Regions from separate parts of the Homo sapiens genome. Here region 1 is linked to region 2. The links are chromatin loops, found by intact Hi-C in ENCODE. Cell type or tissue: heart left ventricle. All regions are shown on one strand.

Evidence for each region. Peaks named below come from ENCODE experiments on the same cell type or tissue, not always from the same donor. Only the 100,000 strongest peaks of a DNase experiment are listed, where the experiment ranks them.
Region 1: it touches region 2 in a loop (2.7-fold over the local background); 3 of 110 quality-filtered maps call a loop at or near these places.

The regions. Positions count from the first base shown.
Region 1 is chr11:133,522,899-133,530,898 of GRCh38, reverse strand. The region is part of intron 1 of OPCML (opioid binding protein/cell adhesion molecule like); the gene reads left to right. Among named protein-coding and RNA genes, the nearest start is that of OPCML, 5.6 kb to the left of the region's middle. In heart left ventricle, no CTCF peak of the experiment used is centred here; a DNase peak (open chromatin) is centred at 3,902; H3K27me3 peaks cover 3,018 bases.
Region 2 is chr11:133,830,784-133,838,783 of GRCh38, reverse strand. It overlaps a transcript of SPATA19 not described here. Among named protein-coding and RNA genes, the nearest start is that of SPATA19, 11 kb to the left of the region's middle. In heart left ventricle, CTCF peaks have their summits at 3,399 (motif pointing right) and 7,294 (motif pointing right); no DNase peak of the experiment used is centred here; H3K27me3 peaks cover 1,206 bases.

The sequences.
Region 1 (8,000 bases), 310 kb after region 2:
ATAATATAATTCCCTGAGTAGTCCTAAGATGCCAAAGTGAAATCAGAAAAATGGAAGTTTACTGGGGAGAAAGAAGAGAGGATCAACTAAAACAAGTAATCCAGCCTGTAATGTTTTGTAACACCTTGTGAAGATGGCACTTTTTAAAGCAGGGATGGGCTCTGCATAACCATGTTCCCAGCTGTTTGTTTTAGGCTGACCAAGAAGTTCAGAGTGGGGGTTGCTGTTGTTGTTATTCCAGATTCCAGCAGCATCCTAGGGGGTCCAGCCTGGGGGCTGTGCTCAGCAGGGAAGGCAGAGCCAACGGAACACTCAGTACCTGCCTGAGCCTGGTAGAGGGAGCTAGGTGGGTGCACTGGGTCCGTGGCAGGAGAAGACAAACTTTCCTGCGTAGGCAAGTCCCCAGCTGGATGGCAGCTCCGGGGGGCCTCCTCATACCCGCTTCCCCTCCTCTCACTGTGCTGGAGCAAAGATCAGGACCCCCATCCCAAGGGAATCCTGGCTGTATGGATGCGCCCCTTATGGCAGAAATCATAACATTACACTTTAGAAAGCAAGGCGGGGGGTGAGCCCCAGTCTGCAGAAGCTGCATTGCAGCGCGCCCTGAAGGAGCCAGGAGCCAGGGTGAGACCTCCTTCTAGGGGTCCCGTGGCACTGCACTGGTGGGGAGCAGGCAGAACTTGCTTGCAGGAGAAGTACCCGAAACTAAAGCCGGCTGAGGGAAAGGAGGATGAACCTGCACCCCTGCCTGACCGTCCTGAGCATGGTGGATGAACGACAATGACAAGCTATCCCCCCCACCCCCCTGCCCCCATCTTCTGGGGGAGAGCAGGGTGTGGACATCACTGCAACATGCCCTCTTTCTGAAGAGTCTGTTACCTGCTTTGAGGGCTACTCTTATGCTAATTGTGTCAGGAGCCCGGTAAGAACAAGAACGGGGAGGAGAAAAAGTTAGCCTTAGAAGGTGTCGGTGAAAGAACGCTTCGCATCTTGAGGGGTTCCTGTGGGAAACCTGGCTGGATCCGGAAGTTCTGATGAGCTGCCATGGCTTACTTGCGACTTCTCCTTTCTCTTTTCTTTTACTTCCTGTTATAGCTTTAGACTTTTTTTTCTTTGTTTCAAATGATGATGCTTTTTCTCCCACAGGGATTAATACCAGCTCGTTAGCCACTTACTTTCACTGCGTCTAAAAACCAAAGGCTGATGTAATAATGGAACCTTGACCTGGTTAGGCCTCAATGCCATTTTATTCTGCAGCTTCTATTTCTTGGTAAAACATGTATCCATCCCAGAGTAATTTTAAGGTTAATGCTGTTGTCGCCTGGTACCTTCCACTGATATCACAAATAGCTTTTCTAGGCAGAATTTCTGGGATGGAAAAGACAGTCACCACGTGGAGACTGAGATGAGCCCACACCCAAGACAGGGCAGAGGGCCCGTGGCCAACTGACTTGTCATGCTAGAGGCACAGTCCGAGGCTCTGGACACCCCTGGTTGGGGTAATTTTGTTGTTCTAGTAGGAGGAGAGAGATAGTCTGGGCTGGTGGCCTTCTTGACCTTGGGTCTGGGGGCTCTGTAGGAAGCAGGAAGCGAATACTGCTAGATATGTGCATCAGAATCACCTAGGAGGAGAGAGGCAGGTTAAAATGTGGAGTCCCTGTCCTCGTCTCAGACGGAAGCATTTTGAACTAGCATCCCAGGTCCTTCTGATTACCTGCAAACCACTCTGTCTGTCACTTAAAACCTGTGACCATGGCCTACAGTATTTGAGTATTTGAGTATTTGAGTCAAAACCTGTCTTCTTCTTGTCTTTTCTCCTCCAGCTTTGAGAAATGGCTCTGTGGCCATGGGGCAGGGTGGAGTAAGGGCAAGAAGATGTTGTCATTGCCAGCAGCCAAGGCTCAGTTCCTGAGGCACAGTGCTGCCCAAGTCCTTCCAGGGGCCAGCACCATGATGCAAGGATTGCTAACTTGGAAGACTTCTTTGCTCAAATTCAGACCATGACTTCCTGTTTGTCCCCTTCTTCTTGGCCCATCCTGTTTGTATCTCCTTCGTCTTGTGACTCTAAGCAGGGGAGTTAGCTGGGAGGGGTCCCCATTTACCCAACCTGGATTGAGCTGTGTCTTCATGCGCTGATCTGTGAGTCCAGGTTCTGGGTACAACTTCATCTCTTGCACCTTAAACAGGCTTTGCCCGTTTAGGGTCAGAAAACCCTGGGCTTGGATAGAAAATCCCCCGAGGTTTAGGATTCTTCCTTCTCTAGCACACACCTTCCTGCTTCTTCCTTCAGGGAAGTCCCCAAATCTTGAGTTTCTGGGCTGGGATGTTTGGCTTTGGGGTAAGGCCTGGGGGCAGGCTCTACAGCCAAGTTTTGATGAATTCCTTTCCTGCTCCTTAGCCTCTCACCAGCCCAGAGCCGGCGAACCTGCTAAGAGTGCCTGATGTGCACAAGGGGTCTAGTGGGGGAATCCACGCGCCAGACTCACTAAGAAAGAGATAGGAACAAGGACAGAGCATCTGGTCATGAGCAAGTTCCCATCGTCCTTTAGCCCATCATGGATTCACGCCATCATGTGGCCCTCAATCCCTTAAAAATGATCGACATGTTAATAAGGTTAGACTGCGTCATCTGCATTCAGCATGGGCCCAGTGGCAATAGCAGGTGCTGAGAAGGAGATAGCATCAGCTGCCTCATGAAGATGGCTTTTTCAGTAGCCTGGAACTGGGCAGCACTACTCAACCTGAGATTAATCAGAGATCCCGACGGGCTTGAGGTTCTCCCATGTTCCCTCGGTCCTGTCTGCCTTTGTGCTTTCTCGAATTCTTAGCACCCTTGGCCACATCTCTGTAACCTAGAAAATTACAGAAGGAGATTCTTTAGACAGCTGGCACTTGCCTGCATTTGTTGTCTAGCAGCTCTGGGCCTGGGTCTCCCATGCCAGCTACTGGGAACTATCTCTGGTGGTTACAGCCTCAAATCTGTGTCAGGGCTGCCTGGGGCTGAGTGCACTTCCCTTTAAGTGGGACTCCACCCAAACCTCTAAGTATGCTGAAAGCTGAGAGTGATCTCTTTGATTAGTGGCTCTTTGAGGCTTATTTGGTTGGTTCAAGGCATTCTCTAAGTCTCAGTTTACCAATCTGTAGAATGGGTTCCAGCCATGTATGAACCTTGTTTCCAACTGCACAGAGTAGCTGAACACCTAGGTTAGATGATAACAAATAAACACTTCTAAATTTTTATTATAAAAAAACTCATCCTGGTCCTCTAGGAATAGGGTAAAGAGAGAAGGCAACTCGCATGTTGGAGAAGGGGAGAGGACATTCCATATTGTTAAAAATGGGAGAAGATAAGGTAGAATCATACTGACCATATATGTATGTCTTTGTCACAGTGATGAAAATTAGTAAAAGACAATCTACTCCTTCATTTATTGAACAAGACTTTATATACGTTCTGATTAAACAATGTATTAAGATATTCTCCTGCCTCAAAAATCATTAATCGAGTAAAACAGGAAATTGTTAAGCTTTTTCTTCTTTTTGACCCCCAATAAAATATGCATTCTGACTTTGAGCTTTTAGGTCTTAGTTTTTCTGCTGTAGAAAACTAAGGCAACAGACATGGCACCTTTGGTCTCTCAAAACGTTGCTTTGTGGTATATTTGGTGGGGTGCTAGATACATGGACTTGTATGTCAGCCTTGGACAGCTGGAACTCCAGGAGCCCCATCTAATAGCCTTTGGCCTATGGGCACTGGCTTTTCTGATGCTGGTCCGCTGGACAGGGACCCCATCAGCCTGCAGCCCTGTTTGCAGATGGACTGTTGCCATCTGCCTGCAGCTGCCTGGGGCTGGAGACAGAGAGATATGGAAGCAAACTGTGATTCCTGTCAGTGAGCTCAAGTGTCAGCCCCCAGATGGTCTGTGGCTGCTGACAAGCCAGGCTGTCAGGAGCAGTGGATGTTAGCACCTCTGATACCGACTGGCACTTTCCAGACAGAGAGGGCCAGGCAGGTGGCTTCACCTTGGGGCGGCTCTGCTCTCCCACTCCTTCTGATCCCAGTCCTCAGTGCAGGGCTAGGTCCTGAGGACATTTGTCCCTCTTGCCTTTTATGCTGTTGGTGGGAGACCCAGACTTACAACTTGCTACTTATCTGCAAAGCCTTGGTTGCCTCTGCATTTTCCCTGAGGGGTGGGGATGGTTCTAACACAGTAGGGCATGGATGTAGTTCCACTTGCTGGATTTATACACCACTCACTTGATACCCCAAGATGGTGGTATTTGTATGGCTCAGGGAAGGATTAAAGGTAGCCCTGAGAAGGGAGCCAAAAGAAATCCAAAACCAGAGAGAAGCTTGAAGATGAATGTGCTTGCTACTGCCTTCCTCTAAGCATGTGAACATACATTCCCTCCTCTCTTCTTCACCACCCCCTTGCCAACCATAGATGCATGCCCCTTCCTGCACACATATACACGCAAGGCACACATGCATTTCCAAGCCAGAGTTTAGCTACTCTCAAAATCACATTCACAGCTCTTTAAGGAAAGCAAGTCTTCCCTCTTGCCTTCTATATCTGCCTTTCCAGAACTCCCAACTCTAGCCCCCAGCCTTGGTGCTCTCCCTGTGGGCACACATGGCAGGAGGCCCACAGGCTGCCTGTGCCAGACACGGCCATACATGTGTGAGTGCTTCTTCCTAGCAACGCAGAGATTCCCTGCACATCCACCCACTCGCCTCTGCGCCCCAGAGCCAGTAAGTAGGTGCTAGAGGCAGGGCTTTTGCTTGTCTCCCATCACGTCCTGTCGCCACCCCCACCCCAGACCTCTTGGTTCGGAGAGGCTGGGGACCATCCTGCAGTCACTAGCCTAACTTAATTAAAAGTTTACAAAATGCTTTGAGAACCCCCTGGGCAATGTGCTGGGTAAGTGCAAAGGATTATCATTATGATGCAGGCGCATTCTCGTTAATGAGCGGAGATGCTGTGCTGAGAGACCCCCGGAAAGGCCAAGATGAATTGATGCAGTGGGACACAGGCCGTTGATTGGAATGGCTCCTTGCACTTAGCATGGGAAACGATAAGTGACAATCAGATTGCACAGTGAACTCCAACGTGGAGAAAACCAGGCTATCTGGCACTTCAAGGGGCAGAGTCTCTCAAGTGGCCTGAGCGGTCATTCTGGAACCTTTATTCCTGGGGAATTTACAAATGGTGTTTTACCACACTTGGGAGTTACTAACGGTTTTAGAAACACAGTGGTCTCATTCCTTATGGATCACCTGGAAAAACTTATCTTTGGTCTCATTTGTTCCTCACTAAGAGACTGTGAGGTAGGCAGTGTAGATGTCACCCTATTGTGATCTGATCTTCGCGTTGCCTAAAACCCTATGTAGACTTCCGGTTGACTTTAGAATAGACTTCGAAACACTTCAAATGACCCACAAGGCCATGATCTGGCCCTGCATTCATCTAGCTTCATCTCCAGCTCTCTGCCTTTCCAGCTCTGGACTTTAGTCACTCTGGACAATCACAGTTCCGTAGACAAGGCCTGTTCCCTCCTTCCTCAAGGGCTTCACCTGTCAGGTTACCTGAGCTTGGAAAATTCTGATCCTCTTATAATTTTTTCTGGCTACACATCCTTTCCATCCTTCAGAACTCAGCTTAAATGCTGCTTTCCCAGGAGCTCATTCTTTATGCTTCAAAGTAGGCGAGGCTTCCCTGTTTATTGTGCAAGTCCTCGGAACCAGACTTCTCTTTTCTAAAACTGTGAGTCCATGTATTTCAAACTAATTCTTGGTTTTATGTCTCTCTTTCCTCCCTAGACCATTGTTTATACAGGCAGAGACCACACCTGTTTTGTTCTCCAATATGTTCTCAGTGCCTAGCACGGGTGGGAGAGAGCAAGTGCTCAAACAGTATTTGTTGAACAAATGAATGAGAGAATGAATGAATGAATAAATAAACACTGAGTGCTCACTTACTTTAGGCAATCATTCTGTTCCATCCCACTGAGTCCTCAAAGGCATTGAGGCCCCCAGTTTGGCCTGCCCAGCAGCTTGTCCCCTGCAGAATGAGGGCAAGAAGCTTGGGGATGTGCCTTGCTTCTGAGAGACGGGAATGTGCAGGGAATGCTTATAATGATTACTCATTCCAGTGTTCTTGCTTGTCAATAAACACCAGCTCTGAGCTACCGACCAAACACACATGCAGCAGCACAGAGCTGGAGCAGCACACTTTTGGATCTCACATCGCACACTGCGACAGACACGCCTGAGAGTGTGAGTCGTTCCGTAAACACAGATGTGGGCCCTAATGTGGGCTATTGGTTTAATACAAACTAAAATTACTCAGCACGTTTAATCAGGGTGTCTGCTGAAATGGCCCCAGTTATTTGAAATTTAGAGTCAGGCCCATGGTGCTAACAAGCAAAAACTGTACCAATCAAAAGGAGAATTCTGTTGTTCATAGGAAGTGCAATGTTGGGTTAGAGATACAAAAATGCAATTGCATAGCAGAAGGTCATGAATGGTCAATCAATGCTTAAACGGGTTGATGTTCATATGGAAAAGGTAAAAAGCAGCTTAGCAAATCACAGGATATAAAAAAGGGTGCTGTATCACTTCTTGCACCTACTCACTTATCGCAGTCTGGCCTATTTCACGGTCTTGCTGTTGTATGGCTGTGGGATTCTGAATGGCGGACATCCTGACTTATTCATCTCTGAATACTCTACAGTACCAAGCACATTTATTTATTCAACATGTGATTTATTGAGTGATTACTATGTGACAAATACTATGCTAGGCATTGGGAATGTATGCCTGAACAGAAATTGTTATGGTTCCTGCTCTCATGAAGCTTACAGTCCAGAGGGAGAGACAGACATGCGTCAAACAAACACCCAGACAGTTGTGAAATCATGACCGACATGAAACTATGGAAGGGGAGGTGTGTGGTGCTGTGATTGTCTGTCAGGAGAGCTTGATCTTGCCAGGGAGGCTGGTGAAGCCTTGGTTATGAAAGTGACAATTGAACAGAGATTTGAAGGAGGAGGAGTAGAAATTATCCACACCCAAGAGCAAAGACCAAAGGAAGAGGCAGAATGAACAGGACGGGCAAAGTCCCATAGCATGAAGAATCAGAGCACATTCTCCCACCTGACTGGAGTGTAGAGGAAGAAAGCATGGGCCAAGATGAGGCTGGCAGCCTGGTAAGGGGTCAGAAGATGAAGACAGCCCTTGAAGGTCATGTGAATCATTTTGGTCTTTATCCTAGAAATAATGGAACTCTGTTGATGTGATTCATGATTTACATTTTTTATTCTTGTTCTTGTTGCAGTTGGCAGAATAGATTGGGAGAGAACAAACCAGGAAGGGATAGACTAGTCGGAAGACTACTGTAGTAGTTCAGGCAGGAGATGGCTGTGCCTTGGAACTTAGGAAATATTGGTTGGAATGGAGACACGAATGCACTTGGGAACTTTTAAAGGAAAGTTGTAGGTGGGAGTCAGAATCTGCAGAACTGAAATCTAAGTCTCCCCACTGTCAGCACCAACACTCCTGGGAGAGTGCTGAGAAGAGCGTCCGTCCTCAGGTTCCTGCTTGTATGCTATCTCTTTCAGTTTAGGTGTGATCTTGTCCTGGAACAAGGAATAGGTTGTTTTTAGAAATCCCATACTTCTTGGCGGTCTAATAATCTCAATCTCTTAACTGGTGCCCTCTCTGGGTCTAATGTAGGGCTTAAAATTGAATAACTCGGTTTCTCTACCCTTCAAAAATATTACAAAAAGCCCTAGTTGTGTTTTGTCTTCTGGATTCTGTCTGTGGTTGTTTCCTCCTGGAAGAAATCAGGCATTTTAGAAAAGCGCTAATTGGACGCCATAGTAGCTTGTGGCCACCAAGATGCAACTAGTTCACAAATATTATCACGATGCAAAGCATGTATGACCTCCACATGGCCCACCGCCTAGACCCCTCTGAGCAGAGAGTGGCATCTATGGCT
Region 2 (8,000 bases):
AGATGAGTAGGTTGCGAAAATTTTCTCCCATTTTGTAGGTTGCCTGTTCACCCTGATGGTAGTTTCTTTTGCTGTGCAGAAGCTCTTTAGTTTAATTAGATCCCATTTGTCAATTTTGGCTTTTGTTGCCATTGCTTTTGGTGTTTTAGACATGAAGTCCTTGCCCATGCCTATGTCCTGAATGGTATTGCCTAGGTTTTCTTCTAGGGTTATTATGGTTTTAGATCTAACATGTAAGTCTTTAATCCATCTTGAATTGATTTTTGTATAAGGTGTAAGGAAGGGATCCAGTTTCAGCTTTCTACATATGGCTAGTCAGTTTTCACAGCACCATTTATTAAATAGGGAATCTTTTCCCCATTGCTTGTTTTTGTCTACTGACATTTCTTGAAACTCCAATTCTTTCCTCAGCCTTGTCCAGTCTACCAATGAGTCCTTCAAAGACATTCTTTATTCCTATATAGTGTTTTTGATTACTGGCATTTTCTTTAGACTTTTTTTCTTAGAGTTTCCATCTCTCTGTTTACATTACCCATCTGTTCTTGCGTGTTGTCCACTTTCCCCATTAGAGCCCTTAGCATATTTTTCATAGCTGTTTTAAATTCCCAGTCTAATAATTCCAACATATCTGACTGGTTTCTATACTTGCTTTGTCTCATAAAGCTATGTATATATATTTTTAGCAAGCTTTGTAATTATTTTGGGGAAAGCAGGACATGATTTATCAGGAAAAGGAGCTGCGGTAAATAGGCCATTAGTGTGAGGCTGTATGTTTACCTGGCTGGGAGGCTGTGTTTATGGTTTTGTAGCATGTCAGAGGTTAAGGTTTCCTCTGGCATCCTTGTCTTTGTCTTTCTTGTTGTCTTTGAGTGTCCCTAGAGGCTCCTTCTTAAATAGAGTCTGAGGTTTACAGTTATTTCTGCTGTAATCCCGTTATTATATAACCAGGGATTACATAATTATATAATAATTTAACACAATATGGGAAGCCTATATTGTGGTGATAAGTGCGTGGGAGGGGAAGTGTTCTATATTTGCAAGATTAGTTCTCAGTGTTTAGTGAGCCTTTCCCTCTGGGCTGTGACCTTTCTGTGTGATTCTCAGCTTCCCCCCTCATTGACCTTAGGAAAGACAGGAAGGCTAGAGGGGAGGGTCTGGAGTTGGGTATTCCCCTTCTCCCAGGCTGGCTTGGCCCTGGCAAAATAGTTTCCCTTGAGGGTGGGCTCTTGTTAAGGAGAACAGAATGCTCTGGACATATTTAAAAATGGCTACTTTCCCCTTCTCTTTTCATTGTGAGGAGCTAGTAGAGCTCCTAAAGGCAAAACTCATGAAAGTGTGGGGATCCCCCCAATGACTGGGCCCTGGACTTTTTAATAGTCAACATTGTCCACACTTAGCCTCCAGCAATTTGTCAGTTACAGTTTAGGTAGTTTAGGTTTTCCTGCCCAGCACTGTTTCCTGTGGAATTTTGTGTGCCTGGTCTTCTGTCCAGTAAGTTGTGAGTCTCTGTATCCAACTTTCTGCCTTTCCAGTCTTCAGGTCAGTGGTTTGCCTTCTGAGCTCAGTTCTCTGAGGGATTTAAGAAGAGTTGTTGATTTTCAATTTATTCAGTTCTTATTGTTAGGATGAGAGTGATGACTTCCAAGCTCTTTAAATATCAAACTAGAACCCGGAAGTCTTATTGAAGTATTTATTGAGTGTCCACGAGAATGACCACTGATGTTCGCTGAGCACTTTCTATATGCCTGGTCCTATCCAAGGACTTGAAATGTATCCAAGCACTAAGCCAAGCAGGCTTTGGCATAGATATTAGTATTATTATTAGAGAGGAGATAACACAACACGTAGGTTAAGTACCTTGACCAGAGTCACTTTGGTGACTGGAGAGTGCTAGAACCCCAGCCTGGCTTTCTTGACCACTTTGTTATGCTGTGTGTGCACCCCAGACCAGCCCTGGGAATACAGCAATAAATAAGACCCACCTGGTCCCTGCCCTGGTAGAACTTTCATTTTGATGAGGCAGATGAATTTTACACAAACTCATTAGTTGTGAGTCACAATTTTCATAACTACTTGAAAGGTGAAGTCTTACATATAATGGGAACTTGCCTTACTCAGAGAAGAGAACCTAGATTTCTATTTTAAAATCGTCATCCCCATTTTACAGATGAGGGACAGTCAGTCCAGAGAGGCTAAATAGCTTTCCTGATGTCATCCAGCCATGAAATGGCATAGCCAGAGTTTGAATCCAAATGGTCTCATGCCAGAGCCAGTGTCCTTAACCCCTGCCCTCTCCAGCAGAGCTGGGTGAAGGATCAATTCGGTTGTTGTTGGTGGTGAGCTTTACCTGCCAGACACTGCACAAGGAAGGGAGAGAGGCTAAGGTTCCTCCCCTGCCCCACTCTTCCTAGGGGCCAGGACACCTGGACTTTCTCTCCCCACCACCTTTCCCTCCCAGCCTCCCTTTGCCTGCATGCTCCAGTAAGGTAGGGCGAGGGAGTAGAGGATGAGTAGGAGGTAACCAGGCAGAGGGGCAGGAGAGCAGCCAGCCCTGGGCAGCAGCAAGTGAGAGGGCTCTGAGAGGGGAGAGAAGTCTGGCTTCATGGACACACCAAAAACCTATTCTGGCTAGATGGGAGAGAGGGAGTGAGAGGGGGCATGGGGGAGGCTGTCAAGAGGCCGGTTGGGCCATGTGGCAAGTGGAGACCTGGTTAAGGATCCTGCCTTATCCCAGCAGAGACAGGAAACAGGATGTGCAGGAATGTTAAAGCAGGAAGTGATTTTACACGTGGAGACAGGCTGTGCCAAAGGACGGCGGCAGAGAGCCCAGGAAGGATCCACTGGGCAGTGGCAGGTTCGTGTGAGATGGGAGCGGCGATCTGGCGATACATGGCTCCTGGAGTGGGGGAGAAGAAAGGTCCTGGGGGCACAGTTGGGGGATGGTGCTGCCATTAGCTCAGGTAGGTGGGCCTAAGTTGAGGAAATCAGTTCAACTTGGGTCCTGAGTCTGGGTCCCCATCAGATATCCCAGTGGTGATGGACACACAGGGCCTGGGTCCAGGGGAAGCTTGGAGAACACTGAAGGCAGAGAAGTGGCACAAGCCCAGGCTGCTGGAAAGGGGGTCCTGCCTGCTCGAGAATAGCTGCAGCCTGGATGTCAGCGGAGGAGAGGGGTGGAGAGGAGGTAAGCCGGCCTTCCTCAGAGCCCTGAGGGGGCTGTGCCCTTCCAAACGCTCACTCAGGTTTCTTGGGAAGGCAGGGAGCGGTGCTTGGCTTGCCAGAGCCCATGGTGCTGCTGCAGGGAGCACCTTTCTCTGAACTTAGTGGCCCTGGGAAGCAAGCAAAGGGAGGAAGCCCTCTCTCTCCACTATTGCAGCTGAGAAGCTGTTTCACTAGAAACCACCAGATGGTGACGTTTCCACACAAAAACCACATTTCCTGACGGTGACCTGGCCTTCCCTTTGAGTCAGCTCCTGCAGGCTGGGCCAGTAGAGATTTTAGCACCGTTTGGGAAGCCTCTGAAGATGGAGCACCTCTGAGTGTCTTCGTGTTGTTATGAATACAGTTCACATCCACCTGCCTGAACCACATAGCACCTATTCTTTCCAAGAACATTTGTGGAGCATTTATGCCCAGCACTGGGCCCGTGCTGTGTGAGGATACCCAGGTGAATGTTCTGTTATGTTCTCAAGGAGCTCAAATGGGTAGAAGGGCTGACTGCAAACAAATAATGAAATATTGTGTGAAAATAAGCCAAAAGGGTATAAATGGTAGAGCACAGAAGGGAGTGGTTTTCTCTGCTTGAGAGAAAAATTGTCAGCTGATTCCCAGAGGCAGTGATGCTTAAGCAGAGTTTTAGAGGCTTTCGCCAGGCTCTGACAACCAAGGAGAGGTCCTCCAGGCAAAGGGAAAGTCCAGTCCATGTCGCAAGGATGGAGGAGGGTTAGGGAACTGGGCCTGGCTGTCTGAATGTCTGGAATGCCGGTATGGTGGGTGGGGGTGTGGTGGGAGGAATGGCAGGAGAAGAGGCTGGGAGGTGGGTCAGGTGCTGAGAGGTGACAGGTGGGTGCAAAATAACCCCATGAAACTGGCAGAGGACCCGGGGGAGGAAGCATGGAAGAGCACCACGCTGGTCAGGTCTGGCTTCCCAGGGGAGAGAAGATGGGCCCAGGAAAAGAGGGGGAACACACGGCTTGCAGAAGGGGCTGGAGGGCAGCAGCCGGACAGGAATGGCTGAGTCACCCACAGGCTCCCACTGTCTGTCTCTCGCGCGCATCTGGAGTTTGGGGAGAGAGGGACCCATATTAGTATTATAGCCGCAGCTCCATCAAACCTAGGGTGGAAATGAAATCATTAAGTGGCTCAAATGGAGTTTTGTTCTGTGCATGATTAACCCCAGGAGGGGAGTTTGGGAACAAATATGCCTCCTCTACCTGTATTACAGGGGGACTGAGCTACGGTAAATTAAAAGAAAATCACTGGCAAATTTGGGACCAGTCAGCTGTGACCAAGCCATTTGTGTAGTTAAATGGAGCTGAAAGAACTAATCAAGGCTTTGTGGTCATGGATCCTTTGAGGGGAGAGGTGAGAGCTGGGGGTGGCAGGTGGGCGGGAAGCCAGTCCAGGAGGCCGCAGGTGGAGGTCTATCAAGGGACTGCTTGGTGGGGGTGGCAATGTGCGGTGCTGGCCTGTCTCTGTCTTGCAGGTCACTTCCTAATAGGACCTTGTTAATTCTGGACAGAGACAGGGGGGTCTCATGTGAGACAGACTCGTCCAGGCAGAGTCAAGCTCGGGAACACCAGAGAGACAGGGAGGGTGTGCCCACGTCCACCAGGGCAGGCGGCCTCCTGCGTGGGTCACTGCAGGGAGCAATGCGAGGTGCTGCTCCATGAACCGCACCCAGTGTTGTGAAGACCAAGCCACTGTCCTGGGGTGTCCACTGCGAGGTGGGGTGGGGCTCTGTCCCATCCCGAGAGGCGGAGTTTAGACACCCAGCCAAACCGGGACATGAAAACCGGGCGGGTGGTCTCCGATGCGGGAGAGGCTGCCTGGCGGGGGGCCAGCAGGGCAGGGGCAGGCGGAGGGCGGGGGTGCGCCGCGGGAAGGAGTGGAGCGGGCAGGGAGGCCCCGGGTTCCAGCGGGGCCTGAGACGCGCGATCAGGGCGCCGCGCGGCCGCGGAGTGGGGTGGCCCACGGGAGCCCAGACCCTCTCGGGGCTCAGCGGCCAGGGCGGGCGAGGCGCCCGCACCACCAGGCGACCGTGCGACGGCTTGCAGCGCTCGGCCACTGACCCACGTCATCCACGGGCCCGAGGGACCCCCGGCCCGACGCCCAGAGGCTTCTGCGGCTTCTCCCTTCGCGGGCCGGCCTGGGGAGGGCGCGGCACCACCCTGCCCTGAGGGACCGGGAACCTCGACCGGGGAGGCCACCCCGCCTCCGCCCGGCAGCCAGACGCAGTGTTCGACATGTTTTCCAATTACTTGGCAGGCTCCGCAGCGATGCTCGAAATTCATTTTCCATCCCGAGAGGGGAAAAACAAACGCAAGAGAAGGCAGCAGCTGCTCTCGGCGAGTTGGGAAACTTCGCCGCAACCAGCCGGAACCGGAGCGGGGCACCGGGCGGCTCGGGGTCCCCACCCCTTCCCCCACCCCCGCACCCCTGAACCCCCTACCCCGCGCCCCTCCCTCACCCCCGCACCCTCCATCCCCCTCCCCCTCCCCCTCCTCGCCCGCGAGGCTCCCCTGACTGTGGCCCCGGGCTCCTCCCGCCGCCCCTCCCCGCAGTCCCAGGCTCCTCTCCCAGCTCCTCCCCCCAGCCTCGCATCCCCCGCAGCCCCGCGTCCCCCTCCCAGCCCAGCGCCCGTCCCCGCTCGCTCCCGGAGCCACTGCCCTCCCCCGTCAGCCTCCTTCGAGCTTATTCTCTGGGCCTCTGGACCACAACAAGGTCCGCAGCCCGAAGGTCCCCAACCGGTGGGTTTGATCGCGGTGGGGAGGACAGGGCAGGACTTCGCGGGGCGGGCGGTGAGTGCAGAAAGTCCACACCCGCAGCTGCCCTCCCAGCCCTGTGGGCACGGCCGCTCTGCGAGGTCAGTCGCCCCCTTCTCTCCGCGGACCGTCGCGGCTGTTAGAATGCGCCTCCTCCTTTACTGCCGTTTCCCCATTGCCCCAGACACGGTGCGTGACATCGGTGCTCAGGAAATATTCGTGGAAGGAGTAAACGACTGGGTGGGCTTTCGCTGCTGTTTCTTAGCGCTCGCATCAGTTTTCTGCCTCCTCCGCCCTTCAGGGCCCTCGTTCTCTGTGTCTTCATAGGCACCTGTTCGTGGGCAGGCCTGGAGGTCCCGAAAATGAAGGCTGAGCGGGTCATGCAAGGGAAACCTGGTACGTGAGCAGGATTCCAGGGAAAAGGGCAGGTACAACAGTCTCTGCCTTATAAGCAGGTACAGCAGTCTCTGCCTTTTAAGGAGGAGGCGGGAAGGCTGAGTGAGCAGCTGCTTGTGGCGTGCTTTCAGCAAGGAAGATGTGCTTACCAGCAGCGTGTGTGCCCATGTGGGCTTCTGGGAGGCAGTGTAGCATAACTGCTAAGACGGCTTCCACCTTCGGATTGCCAGGCCTCGGACCCTGGCTTTACCATTTAGCGGCTGTGAGATTTTGAGCAAATGGCTTCACCTCTCTGTGCTTCTGTGTCCTGGAGTCCTGGTGAAGATCAAGTGAGATAGCATCTCGGTAGAGGGGGCATCACATGCCCGCCACTTGGTAGACCCTCAGTACAGGGTAGCTATGAGGATTCCTATACCCGGGAAGAGGCACCAGCCATAGCACAGCCCTTTCCAGCACCAATGACTGCTGGCTGTTAGTCTTCACGTTCATAAAACACTTTCCTAAGCCTTTTGTAATGTGAGTCGGTGATCTAGTCAGTCCAGAAGGAAATAGTCACTGCTCTCTAGGAGCTTATACTGGAAGGGAAAAGATTATGAGGGCCTCTAAAGATGTTGGGGAACCACAGACAAACATTTAGGAAAAATAAAAATATTAGGTGTGCATTTGGGAGCCGGTGTAGGAGGGGGTGTGCTGTCAGAGATTCATGTTTGGTCAACATGGGGGCTGCATATTTTCAAAGGAGAATCAGAGTCCTGGCTCTACGGGCTTCAAAGAGGGGCTCCCCTGAGGACCTGCTGGACCCAGGACTCCTGGCATTCTGAGGAGGGGGCTTCTTTGCGTCTTTGTGCCCCCTGAGGGAGGGCTCTCTGGGGCCTAGAATGGGAGGAGAGTGGTGTGGCATCCTGTGGCCAGCAGGTGATGCTGTTGATCTAGTGGTGCAGGTTGCCAGGTTCTGGATGGTGCCCTCCCACCCCCCACTCATGCCCCAGCTGCTGATTGCTCATTTTCCACTAAGTACCCTGTGCACAAGATACCAGAACACCCCCATTAGCTCCTGCAGCTAGCCCTGTGCTTGTTCTTCTGGTGGGGACAAGTTTCTCTACCCACCGTGGGCAGAACTGACTCCAGGATTTGGGAGTGAGCAGTGGACAGTAGACCTTCTATTCTATTCTGAGGGAAGAAGTGAGATTGGGCTGTGTTGCAGCGGGGACTGGTATTGACTTCTGGGGAAGTGGATTCACCTTGCCATGCCACAAAACCACAGTTTGTGCCTGCACACCCCTCGGGGCTTCTTCAGTCAGTTAGGATGTCTTGCAGGAGGGATGGAACAGGGGACCCTAAGGGCAGGGGTGGACAAAAGAAGGAGCAGCACCATGAATCAGAGTCCCAGAGCTGTGGAACCCCCTTTCGGGACCCAGGTCCTGCATCTACTTCCTCAAAGGCTGCAGCAAAGTGGAGCTTCTCCAACCTTCCTGGGTATGGGACTCCCTTCCAGGAGGTACTTATTAAAGATCCTCAGGCCAGGGTCTAGATACACAAGGATAAAGCATGCTGTTTTTCTCAGTGGAAGAGAACTTGGCAACTCCACGATCAGCACCAGGAGAACATTCTGCTTACTTC